Linked DNA regions of Homo sapiens: region 1 is linked to region 2. A link is a contact called in ENCODE Hi-C or POLR2A ChIA-PET data. All regions are on one chromosome and are shown on one strand. Each heading gives the region's core, a stretch centred on a gene start or an enhancer-like site at or near the end of the contact. The rest is flanking DNA. Distances are from core to core; before and after follow the strand shown. Region 1 has its middle 91 kb from the start of LINC03062. Region 2 overlaps LINC03062 (long intergenic non-protein coding RNA 3062).

Region 1 (5,035 bases), core at 978-3,477, 46 kb after region 2:
TACACTGAGATGGGTTTTGAAAAATTAGTGCTGCCAAAGTCAAGGTGAATAGAAGAGACACTGCCTAAAAAAGTCATCATCTTCATGTGCTCCCCAGAGGACATGGTGAAGGACTCTTCAAACCCCTCTGGAAGGCCAAGGAGGGGAAGAAGGGAGAGGAAATTGCCTTGGAGCTGCCGGGAAGGCTGTAGGAGGGTGCTGGTGTCTCCTGGGGCCCTGCAGCCCCTCCCTGCAGTAATTTAGGGAAACAGGACATGTTGGTTCCCCACAATTCCTGGACCACAGCAAAGCTTTGTCCCTGGAAGTCCCCTCCTCATCCCACTCTCACTAAGCCTCCTCCCTTCAAAGGAAGAACAGCTTCTGTCTCTGAAGAAACCTTCAAAGGAGGGGGACAGAGCAGGGGCCCTTTCCATGGGGTGAGGGAGCTCGCAGCTCACCCCTGGGCCTGTCCCCATAGCTTCCGCAGACTGGGAGGGAGGAATGTGGCCCATCCTTCTAAGATATTGATGGGATGAATAGACCTTTTGAAAAGTCAGGGTGGAGAGTCTGGTCCTGGGGAGTTTTAATTACATCACCCTCGTTATCAGTCTTTGCCTTGACATGGAATTTTTTGTTGCAAGAAGGGAAGGAGGCAGTGCAGGGCCAGGTGGGGCTGCCCAAGGGTGTTGTGAGGCTCAGATAGTGCCTGGAGAGCCCTCCTGGCGCTTGGGACTGATGAGCTCACCACAAGAAGGGCCATGACCTCATGACTGCGGGACATTGTTTTTTTTTTGGCCTCTGGAATTGCCAAGATTAGCTACATGTATATATTATTTTCTTCAGGAACCATAGGCATTCCTGAGATAGGAGGATTCTGTACATTTGCAAACCTGTAGGGTTTGAGACTCACAGTGACAATCCCCAGCTTCTAGGGCTGTCATGAAAATGGCATGGGATGCTGACCCACATGGGGTGCTGTGCATGACACACTTTGCTGTTATCCACTAAAGCTCCCCTCTGCCTGCCCACTAATCAAAGGGGTTTAAAGGTTTGAAGCCTGGCTCATGTAAAAGCTGTGACTCAAACTTCAGGATTGGGTGTTAAAATGGAGGTTACTATGCGCCACTTCCTAACAATTCTAATACAGGACTCGTGTGTGTGTGTGTGTGTGTGTGTGTGTGTGTGTGGTGGAGAGGGTGTATAATGTGTGCTGTGTGTGGGGTATATAGCTTGTATGGTGCATATAATGTGCGTTTCTGTGTTTCTGTGGTGTGTGTGTAGTTTGTGTTGTGTGTATGTGTGTGTGGGTGTGTATACTGTGTGGGGTGTATAGTTTTTGTGGTGTGTGTAATGTGTGTAGTTGTGAGTGTGTGTTCGTAGTTTGTGCTGTGTGTATGTGTGTGTAGGGTGTATATTGTGTGTGGTGTATAGTGTGTGTATGTATGTGTGGTGTGTGTGTAATTTGTGCTGTATGTATGTGTGTGTGGGATGTATGTGTATATGTATGGTGTGTGTATGCGTGTGTGGAGTGTACTTGTGTGGGTTTGTGTGGTGTGTATGGTGTGTGTGTGGTATATGGTGTGGGGGGGCATGTGTAGGTGGCATACAGTGTGTGTGAGATGTACAGTGAGTCGTGTGTGTGTTGTGTGTAGGTGGGGTGTGTGCTGTGTGTGGTGTGTGTGGGTTTACAGTGTGCGTGGTCTGTATGTGTATGGTATGTGTATGATGTGTGTATGGTGTGTGTCTGGTATGTGAATGGGGTGTGTGCTGTGTGTGCTGCATGTGGGTTTACAGTGTGCGTGGTTTGTGTGTGTATGGTATGTGTATGATGTGTGTATGGTGCATGAATGGGGTGTGTGTGTGTGTGTGAGTGTGTATGCAGGGCAGGGAGGAGCCAGGAATCTTCATGATTCCCCAGTGGTTCTGCTGCAGATGTTGCAGAGATCATACTGCCTCCAAACCCTGGATCAGGGCTAGCCCAGGTATATTTTTATTTGCAGGTTGTATACTAAATACAGTTAAACAGTGGGGAGAACAAAACCAGCCTGGATAGTGTCTAAAAAAAATAAATCCCACGTACCATAGGATGTTAGATTTTAGTAAACTTCGTCCGTCCTGCTTCCTGCAGTCTCGTGAGAAGGCCGGGACACCAGGCTTCCAGCTTGAGTGTGTTTACCCAGCGAGCTGGGGGTGGTGGAGCGGCGGAGCTGGTGGCTCTGTCCCGCCTCTGTGGCTGGGGCCCAGTGTCAGTGGGCAGCATGCTTTCTGGCCTCCACCTGCCTTTCGGTCAACATTGGAACACGTGTCTCCTGCTGCTCTGTGGTGCGGCCTGTGGGCGGCGTGGGAGGTCCTAGGTGAGCTAAGTAGCGGCCAGTCTCGGTGCCCTTGGTGAGCTCTGCCCTCCGGTTGTGTCAATAACTCCATCTCTAGTTTGGCTCAAGAAATGTTTCTAGTTAATTTATAAAACAACGTGTCCCCCTTTGACTCTTGCAAGTAGCTGAATTCTGTTACCTAGCCAAATTATTTTAGTCTAAGAAAATTCCAGTTGTAGGTGCTTTAAAGATTTTGGTCTGTGGAAATTCATGGTATAATATTTGAGTGTGGTGCATGTGGGTCCTGGCTCAAGACCTTCATATGAGAGATGATCTTTTTCGTTATGATATATATATATATCCATCCAACTATCTATCTGTGTATGTGTCATATATACCATATTACCCAGTTGGAAATAAATAGAATAACCTGATCTTTCTCCCCACCCACATTTTCCTTTCATTTTCTCCTGAAGATGTCTTCTTCAAGTGTGAAGTACTTCTCAACAATCTCTCCAATCTTATGATTAACGCTTAGTAATAGAGCTCCCTTTTTAGCAGCCTGTGGTGTATTTGACCAACCTGATCTCTTCCCTAACATGGCTCTTGCCTTTTGGTGCCCACTCAGCTGCGTTACCTGCATTACCTGCATTACCTGGAGCATGTCCAGTTGCCCTGGTCCCAGAGGAGCTGTCCTGGCTTTTGCCTATTCTGTGTTGCTGAGGCTTCCTGCCCTCCGTGCCACCTTTTGCGTGGCTGCTTTCTTGCCAGCTCAGCACCTTCATAGCTGCATGCCACCCCGCCAGCTCCCTCTCTGGATCATCTCTCTCTATAAGGAGATTACAACTCTCAGGAAGGAACAGGTTTCCCCCTTCCCTCCTGCTGCCCCTAGTGCCTCTAGGTCTCACCCTAATGTGGATACGGCATCTCCAGCAGGCTGGGCAGGAGGCTGCTCAGCCCAGTGTTCTCTGTATGGATGGCAACCATACAGGACAAAGTGACAGAATGGTGCATTCATCTGAGAGCCCCAAGGGCCTGCTTGATCAACCATTCCTGTCACTTTCAAACTCCAGTTTACCAGTGGAAGCAGTCTAAATGCCATTGTGCACAACAGATAAAGGCAGGGCTGGTCTGGATGAAAGAGAGGCCGGTCTCAAGGTCCCCAGCTTGGGTGGTGGGCTCCTTTACATTCTCACAGCCCCCCGTAGCATCTCCTAGGCAGTTTCAGAAACCCCCCTGGGACTTGGGGACAATCAGGTGTGGAGTCTCAGGACTTTGTCTCTAATCATTCTACAAAAGAGCTCAGGATTTTTGTTTCCTTCTGGGGATTAAGGAAGCAACATTTGGATAAGATTTTAGTTGGAGAGGAAAGAACCCTTTAGTAAAAATATATTTTGTGTTCCCCCTTCCTCTTCTCAGTGCTTTCAGGGAAAGTTGAAAAGGAAGCAATAATTTTCTATTTTTGATGAGCAACTTTTACTGTGCAGGTGGAGGAAGGACTCTGCCCAGGAACTAGGCAAGTATGTAAACAAACTGTCCTGGGCTATAAATAATTCCTTTCCTGTCATGACTCAGGGGGGTTGCGGACAAGCCTCCTTGAACAATTCAGAGATTTACAAATCCCACTTTTGTTATAGAAACATTGCAAAAGTAGCTTGTAATTATTTATCCTCTTTTTAAAAAATTTAGCCTTTGGGAGAGAATGGGCCATGTTTTCTCTGATGGGGCATCCTCATCCACATCAGTCTGCTCTGGAACATTGTATGTCAGTCTGTTCTTGGAATCCAGATGTGGAGTGCATGGAAACCCGTCCAGCTGGGCAAGCCCAAGGTCATGGACACGCGGGGTCTAGCTTTTAGAGTCTGAATGCTCTGCCCTGACCCCCACACAGCACACACAGCTTGTTTACTGGCAGGTGTGACCAACAATAACAGGAAAAATGACCCTCTCTTCTGAAAATCACGATTATTAATGGGGAAAGGGTGTATTATGTGGCTGCAATGTGTACTTGCCTAGAAATTTTAAATTGAAGGAAGAATCATAGGAAAAATTCTTTTTCCCCTCCATGAATCAATTTTTGGGAATTCATTTTCCAGATAATTCTGCTGTCCTTGGGGCTTTTGGAACAAGGAGAGTATTTAGTGCTTTCCAAGGGCTTTTCTCTCCTCCCCTGGCTGTGGTCCACATTCTGTTCAGGTTCCCTTTCACTGGCTCTACACAGAGCAGAGGAGGCTTGGAGGTGGGCTCAGATGGGGCTGCGGGCCTCATACCAAGGACACTCCATGTCAGGAGCTGACCCTGGGGCAGAGACTGTCAGGTGGGCTTGGAAAAGAATGTCTGGCTGCAGAGGAGCTTTGTGAAGTTTCCTTCCGACACTTTGGTGGAGGTCGGGTCCTAATGGCCTGTGCGGGGATGCCCCTGGACCTGCGGTCTGTCTGGGTCTGAAGGTCATGGACAAGTTGAACCTACCGTCCTTGCCTCCTGGCCCCTTGCTGATGAAGTGAAGAGGGGAGGACCCCACAGTCTCTTCTATCACTCTCCCTTTTTCTTCCCTTCTTTCCTTCTTCCCTCTTCATTTCCTTCCTTCTCCTCCTCTTCCTCTTCTTTCTCATATCCAGACAAAGGTGCATGCACACAATGGGATGCCCAGTCTTGGGTGTCTCCACGGAACCAGGTCCAGAAGCAAATGCTGCAGACTATGTCATCCTGCTTGGGGACATGGAAAAAGACACCACACGGTCTGG
Region 2 (5,410 bases), core at 242-2,741:
ACCCCTACCCCTGAGGGGTGAGGTCTGCCTCCTCCCCTGGGACCCAGGCTCATCTTCAGGACTGGCGGATCCACAGTGTCCAGCAGACAGTGTGTCTGCTGGGATGGTGTCTGACTCCTGAGGATGAGCCCTCAAAGGCACTGCAGCTTCTACACTGAGCGCTGCTGGGAGGTTCTTGCTGGAGCCCTGAGTGTTAATAACACCCAACAAGTCCTGCCACCTGTGGCCGCCATAATGCCAGGAAGCACAAAATATCCCATGGGGAGAGAGCACATGGGAAGGGTTGAGGCTGTATGATGAGATGCCTGGCCAGCCCCTGACAGCTCCTGTCACTGTCTGACTACACCGCAGAAAGCCCTAAGCCAGAGCCACCCAGCTGAGCCTTCCTGACACCAGGAGTGAGCATAAAATAACTGTGGTTGTTTTAAGACACTCAGTTTGGGACGATTTGTTACACAGCAGTAGACAATGAGGATACCTGATGCTCCCTGCTATTACCCTTCTCGCTCCAGACTGGGAAACCCCATGCTTCCTGGACAGCCCATGGATTCTTAGAGAGAGGGCCCAAGGGTTCTTCTCCTGCCATTTCCAGCTCTCGGCCCTCAACAAGGCTGCTTCAGATGACGAGGCACAAATCCCAAGCCTTATGCTTGCTTACTTACAAGTGCCTCTGCTAATTTACTTTTAATTCCTCCCTTTCTTTCAAAGGGCTTGCAGGTGCCTTGGCATGCTCCCACAAGGAGTTAAAATGAAATCAAGGACATTGGCAGACTTTAGTAGAAAAGTGGGGAAGAGAAATGAATATATCAGGAATCTAAGATAAAGTGGATGCTGGCATGGAGTTAATACTTAACTCTCATTTCTTGACAGCTAAGGGTTTTTTTTTTTTGAAGTGCCAGTTCTTTAAAAAAAAAAAAAGGTAGAGTAGTTCCTCCAGAGAGGCAAGTTATTTTCCTGGCATTTTTGCCCAGAAAAATAAAGTATTTAAATATACAGCATAGGAAATAACATAACATTTAATGTTTCCAACAAAATGTGTTTTCAGAGGAATAAAACTCTCACGTGGTAATTTTTCGTGTCGTTGCATAATAAAGTCCTTGGGCAAAATGTTTTGTCCTCCTCTGGGCACAGCCTATCTTTTGGCAGCTGGACAGAGCTCAGAAGACCCGGGAGACAGAATCTGCCTTGGCGGGCAGGTCCCTTGTGGACATCGGCAGCCCTTGCTGTGCTTTTAGCAGGAACAGGGTGATGTCTCACCAATGCCAGGGGCAGATATTCTGGGCCGTTGAATGAGGCCGGATCCACATGCTCTTGAGCTTTCCAGACAAAGCAAATGCTGACATTCTGTTCCACAAGTCCTGTCGGGAACTCTGGCTCCAGTGGAGAGCCAGGGGACCGTGAGGGCCAGTCAGCGCCTGCTTCTCCCTTAGAAGGTTTGTTGGGCTGGAATATCTGGACGGCACTCCATGGACTTCTCTGGAGCATGAGACAATCTGAATAGGCACAGGTGGTGCCTTGGATCTGTGCTGTGTGACTCAAGCTGCAGGCTGGAGGTTCTCCCTGGAGACAGCTCGGGCTGCTGTCCTGCTATAGGAACTGGCCAGGCCTCCCTCTGCAGGCACCAAGTAATGGCTTTGCGTTCTTGTTGGTCACGGCTAACATGTATTCATGCCACACAAAACACAGGCACGTGCGGTGCGTGGGTTTTTATGCCTTATCGCCTGTACCAAAAATAAATCTTCCTTGTCAGGCCTGACTCCAGAGCATGGGAGTGGGCACAGCGTCAGTCGTCTGGCACTGCCTCCCTTGTCATCCTGGGGTTGCCATCATGGAATGGAACTGCTCTCTGTCTGCTTTGTCTTACTCCTCCACTCCAGCGTGTACCCACAGAGAGGAATGGCACAGGGGACACACATTTCCCTGGATGTGGGACATCTGCAAGGGCTCTCTGTGTGTCCCTCCAGCAGGAGGGCTGTGTCCTGTTCTTTGGGGGAGCTGGGGATCTGGTGGGTATAAATGCTCCACCTCCGGCTTCCAGCATCCTAACAGAGGCTGCGCCCATTTGGGCAGAAGATTGGACCCGGGGCAGGGTCCGTGAGCACTGGGAGGCTCGCCAGTGGCTTGGCCCTGCGTAAACCTGGACAACTTGGACAAACTCTGGGGCAGGGTGGGGAGAGGCCCAGGAACTACCCTGGTGGAAATTCCCACCCATGTGGTGTGGGGGATCCGGCTCTTGATATGTAGGGAAATGACGAATGTGCAATTTTCTGCTCACCTGAGATCCACGCTGGCCATAAGAGCATTATTATTTTCTGACAGGACAATAAAAATGCGTGCTTTCTCTTACCATCTAGCTCTGTGCACTCCAGTTAAATCACACCTAGCTGGCTGCTGACTCAGCCTCTTGCAGAACGTCCAGACAGATGTTCCAACATTACCTGGTCACTCCTGCCTGGAGCTGCAGCCTCCCTGCTGGTTCCCATCCCCAGGGAGCCGGCCTGCTCTTCCTGCCCTGCCACCTGTGTTGCTCCAGGCTCAGCCCTCATCCTCGGGGAGCATCAAGGTCAGAGTCAGCAATGCTCTCACGTGGTTCTGAACAACATGCCCAGGCAGCTCCCAAGAGCAGCTCTGCCAGATTCTACCATTCCCATTCTCCTGTTGGTGACTATATGCCTTCTCTTTTTATAAAACTATTTCCTTCTCCTTTGTAGGCAGCTCACTCAGTTTCCTTATGGCTGAGTTGCCCCCTTGGTAAGTGAGATATCAGATGTAGGATGCCTAGAAGCCCCTCTACAAAGGACACTGATGACTATGATACTGATGATGTACAGCTTTCTAGAAGCATTGGTGGACCCTGCTATGCACTCTAGACTCCCTTCCAGGAAGACCTTGCTGCCCAGCTGCAGGGATGTGGTCAGCAGACAGCCCCCAGCTGGCCTTCCTCCAGGCTCAGGGTCACCTCAGCTTCCTCAGCCACTGCACCCATCCCAGGTGGCCACCTCCAGCACTGGGGTGCAGTCCAGGAGGCAGTCGCACAGGGCCGGCAGCTGCCTAACGGGCAAATCTTCAGTGGTATCCCTGACCTACAGCCCCCTCGGGGCCAGCCCAGGCTGGCAGGGAGCCTGTATCTTGCTGTCCTGTACCCTGCCCTGTGCTATGGATCCCAGGGTGCTCCTTCATCCAACCCTGCATGCCAGCTCTGTGAGAGTTGGCTAGGATGGGCACAGATGTCAAAGCTGGGGGGCCGGAGAGTTTACTTCCAGCTCCCTCTTTCAATAGGTGAGGCGCAGCATGGCTGACCTGCAGCTCAGCCCCAGCCTCTCTCTGCATATTCATTGGGACAGCAGACAGGAGGCCAGAGAGCCAGTGCTTCCGACAGAAGCCAGGGAGGCCTGTGGAAAACTGTATTTCCTTGTGGTTTATACAATGAGAACACTGGTGTAGAGTTCCAGGCCCCTCCACTCTGTAGGGCATTTTATTTCTTGGCTTCAGTGTCAGAGGACAGAATGACATTAGCCCCATTCAATATTTCTTTCATGCTCTCAAGGGAGGCTGCAGGGCTCCACCTGCCCATCCTGTATGTCTGTAATTTTTGCTCCTGGTTTATTACTTACCCACATGCGCAATGTAAACACGTGCCTACTGAGTGGCCAGGCCGGTCACAGCATCCACCTCCTGAAACCTGTCAGGAGGGGCAGGAGGGGCTCAGAGCCACTTGTGTCCTGGGAGCACAGGACTGGGAATCAGATGGGCTTAAAGTCTCCCCACTGACTTTTATCAGAGCCACATGACCTAGAGGGCTGTCTTAGTCCATTTCCCATTGCTTGTAACAGAATACCTGAAACTGGGTAATGTATAAAGAAAGGGAATTTCTTACAGTTCTGGAGGCTGGGAAGTCCAGGGTCAAGGGCGTGCCTCTGGGGAGGACCTCCTTGCTGGTGGGGACTGACGAACATGCTCAGCAAGGCATCACGTGGTAAGGGGGCTGAGCGTGCTTTCCTTTGCTCATAAAGCCACTGAGATAACCCTTTAATCTGTTAATCAATGAAGAGATTAATCTGTTCCTAAAGGCAGAACCCTCATGATCCAATCACTTCTGATAGGCCCCACCTGAGTCTCAATATTGCCACATTGGGGATTTAGTTTCAACACGAGCTTTGGAGGGAACATTCAAACCATACAAGGATATACACATTCCCGGTCCTCACACATAAACTGGGCGGGAGAGCCTCAGGAGCTGTAGTACTGCCCCCTCAAGTTTCCCTAAAAGCAGCTGCCTTTCTTAGAGCTCAAGGCTGAGGGCACAGCACCGCCCAACTAAAGCTCGGCTGCCCTATATTCTGACGGATCCTTATTGATAAGGCCTGGAAAAGAGATATCCAGGGGAAAAGAACCCAATAGGAAAGAAATTGTGATTCAGGGCCTGGAACAATTTTGAGACTGTCATCAAGCCAAATGCAGAAGGAAAAAACCCACAAAAACAAGGTAACTAAAAACAGGGTAAAATGATAAGCACCCTAAGAGAGTTGTAGTGCAAATATGAAACCAATAAAAAGATGTTATGAAATGAAGCCATGAGGAGCTATAAGACAGGAGGAATTAGTTCATCTTCATGCCGGGAATATTGTTCCTGGCCTGCAGGATGGGAGAATGGCTCTGCAGAGAAGGAAGCTCATTCCTAGGGTGGCTCTACTTGGGTCAGAATTGAACAATAGTTTATAGTTATAATAACGTGAATGTAATCCCGGCACTTTGGAAGGCCAAGGCAGGTGGATCACCTGAGGTCAGGAGTTCAAGACCAGCCTGGCCAACATGGTGAAACCCTGTCTCTATCAAAAATACAAAAAAATTACCTGGGTGGGGTGGTGCATGCCTGTAGTTCCAGCTACTTGGGAGGCTGAGGCAGGAGAATTGCTTGAACCTGGGAGGCAGAGGTTGCAGTGAGCCGAGATCGTGTCACTGCACTCCAGCCTGGGCGACAGAGCAAGACTCCGTCTCTGGAACAAAAAATGTGAATCATGTTCATTTGTCTTTAATTGTTAGAAATCATTTATAAACAGAGCACATGCTGTGTGTTTGTCACTAAAGTGAAGATGGTCAAAAGTAAAAGGCAGGGGAAAAAGGGACATTTAGAAAAAGGTAGGAAAGTCAAGCAAAGGTGGGAGAATTGCTATTCTCATTGCTATTCTTTCATCTTGGAAAATAAGGTGTCAGGAATTACTCCTGAAAGCTGATAAAACAGATACTGAAATATATTCTTAGAGTTCCAAAGATAACAAATAAACTAGCTAAAGTCATAAATATAAATGCCAGACATTGGGAAAAGAGGGTAGCATAAGTTAGCAAAATATCCACTTTCCTTTTTTTTTTTTTTTTCTGAGACGGAGTCTCGCTCTGTAGCCCAGGCTGA

Evidence for each region. A loop is a pair of places that touch in the nucleus more often than their neighbours do. ChIA-PET counts read pairs that join two places held with the same protein, here RNA polymerase II (POLR2A). Pooled maps may share reads with other maps.
Region 1: a map of left cardiac atrium shows a loop between it and region 2 (2.7-fold over the local background). The contact joins two enhancer-like sites. A Hi-C loop is called at or near these places in 6 of 168 maps with a recorded cell type or tissue (CD8-positive, alpha-beta T cell, HAP-1, HL-60/S4 and 3 more), 6 of 37 single-sample maps with no recorded cell type and 10 of 50 pooled maps. POLR2A ChIA-PET finds 5 or more read pairs at or near these places in 13 of 52 experiments (CD4-positive, alpha-beta T cell, Caco-2, H1 and 8 more).

The regions. Positions count from the first base shown.
Region 1 is chr9:89,728,649-89,733,683 of GRCh38, forward strand. No RefSeq gene overlaps it. Among named protein-coding and RNA genes, the nearest start is that of LINC03062, 91 kb to the left of the region's middle. Within about 2 kb of position 2,228, at least 4 of the 41 ENCODE cell types and tissues checked have a DNase peak (open chromatin) inside an H3K27ac peak, as active enhancers do.
Region 2 is chr9:89,683,805-89,689,214 of GRCh38, forward strand. All of the region lies in intron 3 of LINC03062 (long intergenic non-protein coding RNA 3062), which reads left to right. Among named protein-coding and RNA genes, the nearest start is that of LINC03062, 47 kb to the left of the region's middle. RefSeq lists an enhancer at 1,940-2,511. Within about 2 kb of position 1,492, at least 13 of the 41 ENCODE cell types and tissues checked have a DNase peak (open chromatin) inside an H3K27ac peak, as active enhancers do.